2 separate regions of the Mus musculus genome follow, and region 1 is linked to region 2. A link is a loop called in an ENCODE intact Hi-C map of the cell type or tissue named here. Cell type or tissue: heart. All regions are shown on one strand. Links, peaks and the distances in the headings refer to the core of each region. The heading gives the core; the rest is flanking DNA. Region 1 has its middle 17 kb from the start of Gm26373. Region 2 has its middle 130 kb from the start of Gm38772.

Region 1 (2,932 bases), core at 136-2,635, 270 kb after region 2:
GGGGAGGGGAGAGGGGAGGGGAGAGGGAATTTTTGGAGGGGAAACTAGGAAAGGGGATAACACTTGAAATGTAAAGAAAATATCTAATAAAATATTTTTTAAATTGTGATAAAAAATTTTTATCATGATTTTAAAACATTATTTTTTTTCATTGCTTTTAACAAGCTGATCTCACTAGAATGTCTATAGTATGGGGTCTGACAGTAGGATTTTAGGAACCATAGAAAGATATATGAGAATTATCCTAAATGGCTTGGTGAGTTGTTTATAAACATCCTGGAAATTTTAAAAGACAATGACATATAAATTTGAAGGTTGAGTTAAGGGGTTTCTCTTAGTATAAATAGCAATTGCAACTGTAAGATTTAAGCCCCTGTTGACCACATTTTATCATCTGAATGCACAGCTTTATAAGACTCCTATTCTGGGTAGGAAACCAATGGAAGCTGTGAATTCAGAGAAAAGCATGACAATGATTGCCACATTTTAGAAATAGAACAAAAATAAAATAACTCTGAAAAGATCTGAATGACAGAGATGTGCACGCAAGAACACTGTGTGTGTGTGTGTGTGTGTGTGTGTGTGTGTGTGTGTTTCTGTGTTGCTGTTGTTGCTGCTGTTGTTGTTGTTAAGCCTAAGACCACATGAATGCTAGGCAAGTGATTTACCACTGTACAGTAGGCACAGACCCAGAAGCACAGTCTTAGGCTCATTCTTCCAAATATTTGAAAGCTTTTAAGTTCAGAACCCAGTGTGTTACAAAAAAAAAGTCATATTAATTAAAACATAGACCAATTTCAAGATTTTGATGATTTATACCAAGGATTATCTGCCTAATATATGGAGACAGGTTTTTAAAACTATAGACTATGAGACTGAGAAAATCAGTTTGGTACATTCACTAGAGATTTGGAATTTAAAGATATGTATAGCCTAAAATTTGGTTAATTATAGGTCACTAGTACATGAACTCAAATCAGTTGTCTGTACCAGAGCTTTGGAGTTCTATGAATTTCTTGGTATGCTGGGTATACTTTCAAAACATGTCCAGGCTAATATGTTTTCTCTGACATGTCCTTATTATAAAATTCTTTTAACATGTCTTTCCCTAGAGTTCTGCTCCTATAGGATCTTCCCTTGAAATCCAAACAGCACTGAGTCTTTTAAATTTCACAGCTTGCAACATAATTCTCAGGGGATATTCATCCTTGGAACTAGGTCATATAAGTACATGCCAAGTAGTGGTTTGGACGGGGCAGATAGAGCTGTTCCAGGCACAGCCTCAGCTGAGGTCCCAGTGATAACCAGCATCAAGCACCAGACAAGCAAAGAAACAAAGTGTCAGATGATTTCTGATCACCAGGCTGACTCTAAGTATAGCAGAGCCCTACAGAGCTTGCTCCCTCATGATCAAATATGTACTGCAGCAATTTAAATCTTCATAAGTTTCTGGGTTATATTATAACTCAAAAATGGAAAACTAGGGATATAGTTTTGTTTACCTTTCTCCAGCCCATAGGAGCTCAAATGACTCTTTACCCATTTCCTAGTCTGTCCTGTATCGTAGTATAAGGCCTACAAACTGCATTTGTGTACTTTCTGAAAGTTGTCTTGCCACTTGGTTCAGTAGATAAGAGTACCTAGAGGCAGTTTGCAAGGTGAGATAGGTCAGCCTAAAGTATTTGGTTTATGTACTCTTGGTAACAGAGAATGTACCCTTCAGAGACTATCACTATGTGCACAAGGCAAATGAAGTTTTGTTTTGTTTTGTTTTGTTTTGTTTTGTTTTGTTTTGTTTTGTTTTGTTTTTTGAGTGAGTCTGTTTTTCTAGAGAAATACGTGCTTCTTGTGTTCATCCAAAAGATTTGGTAGTAACAATTGCAAGAAGCTAATTTTTCTACAAGCCTATAGATACATCACAACCTACTTAAAAGAGCCTATTAATAAATTCCTAGTATTGTCAATATTGTAATTAATAGACTTTTCATTTCCTCAGTTGAACTCTATAAGTATATTGGAATAACTCCTATCCACAGATGTAGGGCATTTACAACTGCTGAAATATCCATGAGCTTTGTACTCAACCTATAACCAAAGGTGAGGGAAGCATCAATCATAAAATGAATTTTGGATATAAGGTAGCTTACAAGTGACTTAGTTAACACATATTATGATCTCTCTCCAGTTCCTGTGTTTGCTTTATAAACAGATGTGTTCAGAAACTCTGGAGACTTTGATGTGTTTGTATAAGTAAGAAAAAAGAAGTCTTAGCTTATCTACTATTTTTCAATATAGAAATATTAGTGGAAAATTATAGTGTGATACTATCACAGCCTATGTTAATATGAATTTCAGCTTTACTAAGGAGAGGGACTAATATAAAAATGCTCTTTTCCCTGGCAATTTGAATAGCAGCTGCTATTCTATCCTTGATAAGGTGATTAAGGGACTTTGTGTCAGACACTATCCTTTCCTGAGAGAAATTGGCAGTTCAGAGTTTTGAGATTAGTTGTCATTTTCTTCTGTGGTGTAGCTGTTAAGAAGCTTCTTATACTTCAGTAAATAACCTCACACATCCTCAAACAGATACTAAGGCCAAATCCCACAGGGACAGCTAATTCAGTTAAGTTCCACCATTCAAAGTCTCTACACTTTTTCCACACATCACTACTGTCTGGAGAACAAGTACTTAAACACATGAACCTAGGAGATATTTGGAATGTAAAGCATACCATCCACTGATAGTCATTGATTTATGTTGACATCTTCATAAGCTTGTTGCTAGAACAGTGGATGAATAGTCTGTGTGAGCTAAGCTGCTCATCAACTCAGAATCCTCTAGTCCATGAACTCATAACAGGAAGAGTACTCCCTGGATTCTGTATTGGTTACTCTCGTTGTTGCTGTTTAAAAAAAAAATCTGGCTAAATAT
Region 2 (2,932 bases), core at 213-2,712:
TTTATAAGAAATATGTCACTCATGAAAGTATTTTAAACTTACCACAATTACACGCTTTCTTACTCAACCCTATCATGTTTGCTTCTTTAAACCTTGATTACTTTTGTGTTCAGTATTTGAAGAGATGCTGAGGAATATTGATGCCACCACAAGGTCAAAGATCTAATACAAATAGGAAATAGGGAGGTTTGCCTCTAACTCCATAGAGAAGAATAAAAGCACTTGAGATTTGGACTGAGATGCACAGAAACAGAAAGCACTTGGCAAAGATGTAAGAGAGGATTATTACAAGGCTGGGTTCATTGATAGTGCTCACATTAATTCCCTTACAGAAAATAAAAGACTGTCTGCAGAGCAAGGGCAAGGTTGCTACATAAGGAGTTTTGCTGGTATTTTGTGAAAACTACTTCAGTACTAAAAGCTTGGGGGCATTTTACTCAGAGTTGCTTTGAAATGCTTCCTCGTGCTTCAGCTTCTAGAGAGGGCCTAAACAGATCTTAAGGGTGTTTACAAACATTTTTATGTCTATGATCTGTCAAATGTACCTCCTGCATTGCCAGACAACCTCTTTGTCCAAAAGGCCATGCAGCTGCTCCTGCAGTGAGCTAAGTGTTGAGAATATTGCCATGTAATAATTGTGAGGATGGTGAGTCTTTATAATGAATGAATCTTTACTATATAAACTTTACAGTAACACAATGCATCATTGAAATGTCCCTAAGCCTATCACTACAAACAGACACTGTGATTTTTACTAATAAATCCTGAATAATCTTGGAGATATAATCACATCAAATAGTCTTTATTCATTTTTAATAATGATAAATATTTAAACATTATTATTTGGGGAACAGGCTGAGTTTTGAGTTTTATTTGTTTCTAAGTATAGAAGTTAAAACAAATAATGTCAGTCACCAAGCAAACTTTAAGCTAATTATAAATATGCACATATTTATATGTCTATATTATGTCATTTATATGTCTAAATTAATGAGAAGGAAAACTAAGATGATTTAGAGGACCCTGGATTACCAAACGACTCAATTGTACCACATTAAGATCACATTCTTGATGGCTCAGATCATACTGCAAATGAGACCCGGTTCAAACTAAAGCCAAGGGCAGTCAATGAGTCTATTTGCGAAGACCTGGGTAAATCTTATATTGAACATGCCTAATAAATAATTTCTGTATAGAAATAAATTGAGTTTAGTAAAACTTAAACCTTTACCCTCTTGAGAAGTATTAGCTAGCATTGACTAAATTTCCTCCTCAATTATTTCTTTGTAATAAATGTGTAGGCAAATAGGATACATTATCCCTTCTGCTTCTGATATTGCAGTGGAGCAGCTAGTCTGGGAGAACATAGAAGGGGTATTGCTTAATTACGTTACAGATTATTCTCATTCTATAGGTTTTCTTGGAAATAATTACTTATCTCATTAGAGAACAGTTTTGGTTTTCAGCAGTCCATATCATAAACAACACCACAAGATGGCAGTGTTTCAGAAATCACTCCTTTGAACAATCATTCCTAAAATGCTGTATCTTAATGACCAAAAATGTTTAATTGCCATTAGAAGTGATTAATAATTAATGATTCTCTAATGTCTGTGTAGCAATACGCTAGTCGTTTTATTTATGTACTAGAACTGTCAGTTTGATTGTTTCAAAGCATTGGAAAGCATCAACATATAGATCATCTGAGGCCACGAGACTGCCAGTAGATGCATAAATCTCTCACTAGTTGGTGGTTTGTAATTATAAGCTTATTTTTAAATTGTTTGAAAATAATTACTCATTCTAAGACATATAGGTTACAAATGAATTAAGTCATCAGCAAGTGTCTCAATAACGAGTACTAATTTAAAACTCAAGAATTATTCCTAGTAAGCGAATATATTTTTAACGAGAAAAATGCTTTAAATACAGATTTGCAAGTATATAAACTAGAAATTTCAAAATCATGAGGCATCAAGGGGAATTAAAATAAATCATGTTATCATAATATCTGATTTCAGATTTTAATTATAATGTCATTATATTAGTGAAAATATTGTTACCAGTCAAATGTTTGATAGGGCTGCATCTGTGCAATGTCAATTATTTTTCTAGTAGCAAGTATGTTAAAAAAAGACTCATAGACATATAACCCAAATATTTCAATTATAAAGTCAGTTTCTTTTTCCTTATAGACAGTAAACTAGCAACTTTGAAAGATATATAAAAATTCACATTTTCAAAAGGCTCTGTTTCTAAAGAAAATTGTAAGATTTTTCCATGTTAATTTATAAAATTGCATTGCTACTGACTTATGACAACTTAAAGAATTTCTGAAAACTAAACTATTATGCTTTCTGTAGTATCCTGACAAACCTTTCCACTTGGTTTGTTTTTAATATCTATCTATCTATCTATCTATCTATCTATCTATCTATCTATCTATGTGTGTGTATGTATATATATATTCAAAGCTTTAATTTTTTAGAAACTATTCAGACCCAACATTATCTCTGTATACTGTTAGCTAAAATGCCAGTGCTTTGTTCCATCTGTAGATATTTTAGTTCTTTTTGTTCCTTGTTTTTGTTTTCAGTAATTATTTTGTATGTTATAATTGGATGTATGATATTAAAACCTTGAATTTAAATATTGAATTCAGAAAATTTTGATTCAAAATTTACCTAATTGGGAAGGATGAATTTAATATCTGGATGTGTATAAAACAAAATAAATATTTACCAATACTACATATAAGTTCTATGACAGTGTCTATGGAAGATGTCCATAGTGTAACATACTTAACATTGATGCAACTCTCTCCATCCCCAAGGAAGAGCACTGAAACCGCATCCCAAGAGAGAGGCAGGCACAGATGGAAAGACTCCTGAAACCGAGACCTGATTTTCCTAAACAGAGACATTAGGAACTT

What was found. Peaks named below come from ENCODE experiments on the same cell type or tissue, not always from the same donor. Only the 100,000 strongest peaks of a DNase experiment are listed, where the experiment ranks them.
Region 1: it touches region 2 in a loop (3-fold over the local background); 4 of 42 quality-filtered maps call a loop at or near these places.

The regions. Positions count from the first base shown.
Region 1 is chr6:21,110,128-21,113,059 of GRCm38, forward strand. No RefSeq gene overlaps it. Among named protein-coding and RNA genes, the nearest start is that of Gm26373, 17 kb to the right of the region's middle. In heart, for the core only: no CTCF peak of the experiment used is centred there; a DNase peak (open chromatin) is centred at 1,294.
Region 2 is chr6:20,838,863-20,841,794 of GRCm38, forward strand. No RefSeq gene overlaps it. Among named protein-coding and RNA genes, the nearest start is that of Gm38772, 130 kb to the right of the region's middle. In heart, for the core only: a CTCF peak has its summit at 1,495 (motif pointing right); no DNase peak of the experiment used is centred there.